Linked DNA regions of Mus musculus: region 2 is linked to region 1. A link is a contact called in ENCODE Hi-C or POLR2A ChIA-PET data. All regions are on one chromosome and are shown on one strand. Each heading gives the region's core, a stretch centred on a gene start or an enhancer-like site at or near the end of the contact. The rest is flanking DNA. Distances are from core to core; before and after follow the strand shown.

Region 1 (3,769 bases), core at 761-3,260:
ACCGCCGGCCTCCCAACATGGCGGCCGTTGTTTGTTCCAGCGCCGCCCGCCGCCCGCCGCCCGCCCGAGGGCCCACAGAGTGCTGAGCCCGACCGGACCGGGACCCCGCCCCGCCCTTGGATGCCCCTAACCCAGGTAGACCAACACAGCCCGGAGCCACGGAAGGCACGGCAGCATGACCTGGCCTCTGCGCTTTGGGTCCCGCAGTACCGCCGTCCCGCCACCACCTAACCCAAGGAGCCGCAGCTCATGGCCCCCAGCTTGATCCCGCCTCGCTCCCCGCACTGCCCGTGCCTCCCCTCTGCTCCCGAGCCACGCGCGATCAAGCCGCGCACCTGCCTATTGCAACGGCCCGCGCTGCCCTCCGAGCCCCTAGTGCTCCATAGGCCAAAACTGCCGCTCCCTCCAAAGCTGGCATGCAAGAGAGAGACTCTGCACTCCGGAAACCTTCCCAGGAGGGAGATGGCCCGACTACACCTCTCATTCAACAAAGCCTGTTGCATAGAACAGGTTAGAGAACACCGGAAAAGTGACAGCAAACACTGTTATGTTCCAGTCGGATCTTAAGAATAGGAACTGAACTATGTAAACAATTCTGGAAACAACAAAATTCTTGCTTTAACTTCTACCACTGTCATAAGATATCGATAAGCAAAATAATAATTATCTGTAGCTAGGAGAAATTATACTCAGAATAAACTAAAGTTCAGGTACATTCCAACATCTTAAGACAGGCTGTGTACATGATGAAGCAGGACAGAGAAACACTCCGTTCTTTAGCAGACGCTAGGTCCAACATAACTGTTGAAAACATTCCACTTAAAAAGAAAAGCAGACAGAGCAAGGTACCAATGATAACAAAGAAACAGACTGAAGGTAAAGACAGAGATGTAAAACTCGAAGTAACACCATAAAATGGTGCTGCCAAAAACGGTGTGCAATTTTCCTGTTTGGCACTGATCTTTCAAATACTACCTTAAGAAAACCCTGGCACAGAACCACACAAGACACAACCCCACGCTAAATGATTTTATGGCACAAGACTTCGAACCTATTCACTTTTAACCCCCTCACCACGGTTCCCAAAACCCTGTCATTGTGCTAGGGAGCGAAACCCATTCCCAGAACCAGCACTGCCAACAGCACCAAGCAAAATGCATCAATCCAACAGGACCCACTCGCCGGCGCGCTGGGCCCTGTCCCCAGGCACATTCCGGTCGTTCCCCAGAGGCGGTGGACTCCATAGGAGTCCGTCACCGAAACCCGTCACTTCCTGACCGTGGGAGGCGCGGGCACTGTGGGCCTCGTCCCGGCTCCACACCCTTTGTCCCATTTCGGGTGGGAGAAGCTCGCACCTTCCTGAGGAGCTGACCGCTGGCTGCACGCGGCGCAGCCCACGAATACCGCGGCCCCTCCGCGGATCCCGAAGGCTCCCAAGTGCAGCCTACGGTCACCTTTTTCATCCACGCTTCCCGGCAGCCTGGCTCCCGGATCCCGGGCCTCCGCAGAACCGACCGGGCCCGGCAGCTCCGGCTGCGGCGAAGCCGCGACGCCGGGCTGGTGGTCAGGTGTCAGGCGCGGTCACCAAGCACTGTTCCCCTTCGCAAGACCTCTCCGTGGACTGGCGCGCGGCTAACAGGGCTGACGGCACCGGTGCAGCCGCCACTCGCCCTCCCACACCCGGGACGCCGCGCTCTAAACAGTTCCGGCTACGGCGGCCGCCGGGGACCTGAAGTCGGCGCCGGAGCGGGGAGGGGCGAACGTCCCGCAAAAAAGACGAGCACGTCCAGCTTTTCTGCGGGCGCGCCCAACCAGCTAGGCTGCCATTGGTCAGCAGGCGTTACGTGCGCGCGCCCGCACGATGTACAGGGGCGGGCCCGCAACGTGGGGCGTGTTGTGACGGCAACCTCGCGCCCTTGCGGATCATGCGTCTTTTCCGATTGGCCAACCGACAGCCAATAGGATCAGCGTGCTGGCTGTGATTGGCTGAGACTATGTTGACGGATGCGTGAGAAGAAATCACCGCCTCAGCGGGGCGTCTTGAAGCGCGCGGGAACTCGGGTGGGGACTTTGCACTTTGAAAACAGGTTTAAGACCATAAATGTATCGTAGCATAGTCCACTAACACTTTTCCTATTCGAAGCGATAAGGAAATGTGTTTTTAAAACTCTAATGCTTATGCATGTGGCGTTTGAAAAAAGTATCCCAGTTTGCAGGAGGTCCCCGCCTCTGGTTATCCCCTTGGCTCATTGGCGTGGACCGTGCTACTGCGCCTGCTCTTCAGCGACACTCGCCGTTGGCTAACACTGGCTAAAGTGCACACGGTCACCCAGGGAACCCTGTGCCTAGCTGCTGCAAGCCTCTGCTGAGTACCGCTTGCAGCGGTCTCTCGAGGCATCAACGCGCCACGCGCCGGGGCGGTGTCCGGTACTCAGAACGTTCCAGAGAAGCTCTCGAGCCGCGCCTCCCCATCCGATGCAATGCAACTAAGCTCCGCGAGGTGCCGACTGATGGCCTGCGTGGGGTAGGCAGGATGAACTCGGGGAGAAAAGTATTAGGAGCCTTGACGCAGCTTGCCCCGAGTAGCAAATAGATCTGGCCCACCCATCAGCGGAAAACCCAAACTGGTCCTAAAGTGGGCCTAAGACTCAGAGCTGCGCCGGGAGGTACCGACTGTTTTCGGTTCTTTCCGCCGCAAGTCACCAGTGGTCGTTTCGGGAGGCATCGGAGGCGCGGCTGTCCCTCGACTGCTTCCGCTTTCTTTACCGGCGTTGTCCGGGCAACACGGAGGCACAGGGAATCTGGCGAAGTTAGATTCCTATACCTAAGGTGCAGAGGGGTCTGGGGCTGGACCGGGGAGTGGCAAGAGGTGGGATGGGATCGACCTGGGACCTAGAGATGACCTGCCAGGACCCTCTCGGTTCCTCTCTGTGTGCTGGCTTCACATTGTCTCTCTGCACAATCCTAGAGCCCCCTGCTGGACTTTTGAGTTGCGGCGTGAGTCCCCCCCGCCCCCCAATGCATTTAGTATGAAGCTGGGGGAAGACAAAAAAGCCAAAATCCTCTGCTTGGTTAATCTTTGGGTGGCTTGTAAAGATAACATGACCTGAATGGACCACCTTGAACTACACTGTCCTTCAGTAATGTCTACATGATGCAGCTAGTGATCTTATTCTGGCCCAGAGAGCTAAACTTTACATCATTGGTCACTATCCCGAAAGGCTACTTTAGAACCCATCCTCTTGTTGAACAAGAGACTCTAAAAGGAGTATCTTGTCTTTAAGCCTACTTGTTAGTATGACTCCTTGGGCATAATGAATTTGACCTGCTTTCCTAAGAGTTGGCATGATGGAGGCACTCACCTCTGAAAATAATTGAATATAAAAATACTCAGTATAAAAATGAGGATCAGTTGACTGGAAAAAGTGAAATTGGCCTTTTCTTGTTTTATGGCCTACATACTTGAAACTTGTTCCTGATCTAAGGACATTAACAGATTTTTAAATAACTTTTGTGTGTGTGTGTGAGCATCAGCTTCCTAAAGTTGACTTAATATCTTTTTAATTATTTGGCTAATTCTCATTTTAAAGCATAAGTGCTGTGCTCAGAAGTGCCTCATACGTTTAATCCCAGGACTTGGGAGGCAGAGGCAGGCAGATATTTGTGAATTTGAGGCCAGCCTGGTCTACAAAGCAAGTTCTAGGACAGCCAGGGCTACATAGAGAAACCCTGCCTTGAAAAAACAAAACAAATGAATGAAAAAAAAAAA
Region 2 (4,212 bases), core at 1,611-4,110, 170 kb before region 1:
TTTTGATTCCTGCATCCAAGGATTTGTGTAATGCTGATGTCAGATGTGTGTTCCAAAGCTCATTCTGCTGCTTGATGGACATTGGCCCCATGGCCATTGTGCATTCTGGGCACTAGCTTGTGCCCTCAGATTGCTTAATTCATCTGTTAACTTGGTAGATATCTCAGCTCAACCTTGTACTTGCTAGCTAGACTAACAGTACATTGCAATATGAACACACCCTTTGACTTTGGGAACCCAGCCACAGCAGTTAGAAATTAACAGCGTGTTGATTCCACAAGCAAATCCTAATGTCTAAAATCAGAGGGCTAACCTGGACTCACTCATGATCAATGAAAATCATATTGCAGAGGCGCTGACTGATGTGGAAGTCACAATAGCTAGGATAAGCATCAGGTAGGAAAATGGTATGATGTAGTATTTAGCTATTCTTTCAGCAGCAGTCAGGCAAATAGGGAGAGGATCATGAGTTACAGGCAAGCCTGAGCTACATAGTGAGACCCTGTCTTAAAAAAAGGATGTGGAAGCAAATTATTTTAAAACAATATTTATATAGACTTGGAAGAATTTATATCAAATGTTTAACTTCGACTGTCTCTGAGTAGATGAACCATAAGGTGTTTTGTTCCTTTCCCACCTAATATTCCTCACTCATCTATAATAAACATTGATTGCTAAGTAATTCAATAAACTACTAGAAGATAAAAAAATGGAAAACTTAGGTCAGGTGGTTTATGAAGTTCAAGGTCAACCTGAGCTACAATAGTGAGACTCTTAAAAATCATATTTCATATTTATCAAATAGCACTATGGGACCTCATAATAAATAATTAAGCATGGGGCTCACAGAATACCTAAATGCTTAAATTTTCTTATATATCTACTTATATGACACTACCTATGCTGTAGTTAAAACTTCAGGTTCTGAGTTTGTGACAATTTCATTACAACTTGGCTCTACTTCAGTTCTATCTTCTAAGTCTGCATTGTCATCAGAAATAATAATAATGCCAGTGGTATAGCTTTGCAAAACAAACAAAAAAAACAAACAAGAAACCCAGAATACACAGAAATATGGAATGAACTATGGTTGGCATATTGCCTTACAGTAATGATAAACTACTAACAAGATGTAACATGCCTTCTTAAAGGGACCAGCAGGCTCCTATGTACCCTCTCAGCAAAAGCCACTATCTAATTCTACAAGACTCCACTAGGCCCTGACAACTGTGCTGTGCATCCTGACAGGCATTTTATCAGGGAGGGGTGCAAGCATGAACACACACAGCATCTCCAGGCTTGTCAGTTCCCTAGGGCCTGTGTCTTTGAGGTGGAAGTATTGGTTTATGTGGTTAATAAGTTAAAGAGGCACAGTGCTCAGGAAACCAAAGGCCAAGGTCCTAAGTCCCAGAGGAAGAAGTGCTCCCCACCCTGGGAAAAGAAAGTGCTCTTTTCAGTCACACAGAAATGGTCTTTATTTGGAAAACAATTTCAAAATTATCTTCCAAACTCAGAAGCCACACCCAAAGTAAACAAGGCAGGGCTGCAGCAAGAGCTCACTTAACAAAATTCTTATCTGGCTTTGAGGTGGAGGACTTTCCCAAGTAAAAATCAACTGGAGTGCTCTGTACAAACAGCTTTCCTAAAGGCCAACAGCATTAATGAGTTACTTCCTTTGCACTTTTAAGTCTGGAGGTATAGACTTCAGAATGATTTATTGAAAAGTCTATTCAGTTCAGTTTTAGAAAAGAAAACTACAACTTCTCAAAGTTTAGTTTAACATTGCCCTCTTGGGAAGCATTCTATATCCTTTAGCTTCGTTGTTCCTGTTTCTATTTCAGTCCCAGGTCTTTTAGATCACGTTATTTTTTAAGGATTCATCTTTTTTGACATGTCTAGCATAATTTTTAGATTTTCATTATTAGTGTCATTTATTTCCCTTGCTTCTGTCTCCCTTCCCCTTTGGCACTCTACTCTCAGTATTCTGATCTTTTCACCTTGAACCTCATACTAACCACCCCATCTATGCCGGCCTCGATCTCATCGTTTTCTTTAATTGGCCCAACTCCCTTTGGAGTCCCGGTCAAGATAAGATCTCCTTCTTCCAAGGTTATTATCTTAGAAACATAGCTGATGATGTAGGGGATGGAAAAGATCATAGATGATGTTTTGCCCTCCTGCCTGAGCTCTCCGTTGACCTTGAGCCACAGTCTTAGGGCATGAGGGTCAGGAATCTTCTCCTTGGGCACGAAGGCACTGACCGGGCAGGAGGACGTAAAGCTCTTAGCCAGGGTCCACGGCAGCCCCTTCTTCTTGCACTCCTCCTGCACATCTCTGGCAGTCATGTCCAGGCACAGGGCATAGCCGGCCACGTAGTCCATGGCTGCAGCCTCCGGGATCGCTTCACCACGCTTGCCCAGAAGCACTCCCAACTCCACCTCGTGGTGGAGGTTGCGGCAGTAAGCGGGCATTAACACCGGTGAGCCCTCGGGAGCGTACGCGGTGGACGGCTTCAGGAAAAGCACAGGCTCACTCAGCACGGTGCTGCGCATCTCTTTGACGTGATCTGCATAGTTCCTCCCCACGCAGACGATATTCTTGCCCCACTCCCAGAAACGAGACAGCGGTTTGGTGGAAGCCATAGTACAGCTTTGGGTCATGTGACCACCGACTCCCCCGGACTACGGCGGCCTCCAGAGGACTGGCTTCGGACGCTGTCCAGGTCGGAGCGGCCCCGCCCTTCCTTGCGCAGCAGCGGGACGCTGAGGTCAGCGAAAGGTCTCTGCGTGCAGGCGACTGCCCCAGAGAGACGAGGAGGCTCACGCTCAGCCTCCTCCAACACCCACTTGCAGACCGAGTCTACAGGCCAAGGCTGCTAGGGCAGCTAGGGAACATTTTGGGGGGGGGGGGCAGGAGCTACTACTGATTGGCTAGGGGCGGCGCGGCGGTGCGAGACAGGCACTGGTTGGCTGTGAACTCTATGGGCGGTCACTGATGGATTGAGGGCGTGGCATTTTGGTAAAGAGCAGGAGTTGGTTGGTTGGGAGCAGTAGGAGGACGACACTGATTGGTTGCAGTCGCCAACGCCAGTGTTGATGCCCACGACGCTGGTGTTGCGGACTCCGCGACCCGGCTGTGCACCCCGTGGGTCATGGTGCTGGGTCGCGGGTCGCTGTGTCTCCGGAGCCTGTCAGCGCTGGGAGCCACCTGCGCGCGCCGTGGTCTGGGTAAGTGTGTCTAGGTACTGACGCGGCGCGGCCGGGTGCTGGAGGCCGGACGTCGGTTGGGCGAGCCCTTGCTGTTTCCAGGCGCAGGTGCTGAGCGCCGCCGGGCGGGCGAGAAGCGGGGCCGGGCGTGTTGAGGGCCTTGGAATAGGCATCTGGCGCTGGAGGGGTTCGTGGCCCGGGATCGAGGCAGAGGGCTGGCACCTGCTCCCTCCTGGCCAGAGTCCGACTCCAGTTTTGGGGTTGCGACTTTAGTTTTTAAGTCGGCTTTTCCTCTTAACGTCTGATGTGGCGACAGTGGGTTGCCAAAGCCCCGGAGCTGGCCAGCCTGAATTCAGCTAGCCGGGAACTTTGGAACAATCGTGATTGAAAGTCTATGAACCATCTTTATTAAGAAGTCCGCTCGTTGAGAACAGAAGTATGGGTCTCCATTTAAGGGATACCCCTTAGTGTCGCTGCTGAAGGCTGTTTAAGAGCTAGGCGATTTAAGAGCTAGGTACAATAACTACTGAGCAGCCGCTCAGCTTTTGGTGCCGCAGAAGCCCTCCTGGTGAGAAGAGGCAACTCTGAAACGTTTTTTGACGTTTGAGCAATATAAAACGTGTCTGTGGATTTGACCTCAATTCAAACAGAATGTCCCTAGTTGCAAACTAAGGAGCTGGGAGCGATGAATTCCTTCCATAGGAGTGATCGCATCTTCTTCAGAGCAGTCAGGCTCTCTTCCGACTAGAGTGGGTTGAGCACTGGTAATAACATGATCTTTATCCATGCAGGTTTGTTGTGTTTTACCAGGAAGTACATAAAAGGGCTCGTATTCACCTGTTTCTCACCCTCCGCTGTCCATCGGCGTGGATAGTGCTAGGGCTTAGGGGAATTCAAATATTACAGAAACCTGATCTTATAGAAATGCTTATTTTGCTGAACATGAGAAGGGGTCTGGAAAGTGCCCAGCTGTTGTGCCAAAAAAGGAGAAATGGGGAGCAGGGTT

The links. Hi-C counts contacts between places; a loop is a spot of excess contacts on that map. ChIA-PET counts read pairs that join two places held with the same protein, here RNA polymerase II (POLR2A).
Region 2: a map of gastrocnemius shows a loop between it and region 1 (3-fold over the local background). The contact joins the promoter of Fahd1 here to the promoter of Ift140 in region 1. A Hi-C loop is called at or near these places in 1 of 37 maps with a recorded cell type or tissue (gastrocnemius). POLR2A ChIA-PET finds 5 or more read pairs at or near these places in 3 of 5 experiments (Patski and embryonic stem cell).

Annotation. Positions count from the first base shown.
Region 1 is chr17:25,014,076-25,017,844 of GRCm38, forward strand. It overlaps Ift140 (intraflagellar transport 140), which reads left to right and starts at 2,011. Exons shown (of 30, transcript NM_134126.3): 1 at 2,011-2,829. It overlaps Cramp1l (cramped chromatin regulator homolog 1), which reads right to left and starts at 1,155. Exons shown (of 21, transcript NM_020608.3): 1 at 1,052-1,155.
Region 2 is chr17:24,847,442-24,851,653 of GRCm38, forward strand. Fahd1 (fumarylacetoacetate hydrolase domain containing 1) reads right to left here and starts at 2,861. Exons shown (of 1, transcript NM_023480.3): 1 at 1,455-2,861. The coding sequence starts at 2,660. The coding sequence ends at 1,977. It overlaps Hagh (hydroxyacyl glutathione hydrolase), which reads left to right and starts at 3,049. Exons shown (of 9, transcript NM_024284.2): 1 at 3,049-3,227. The coding sequence starts at 3,152.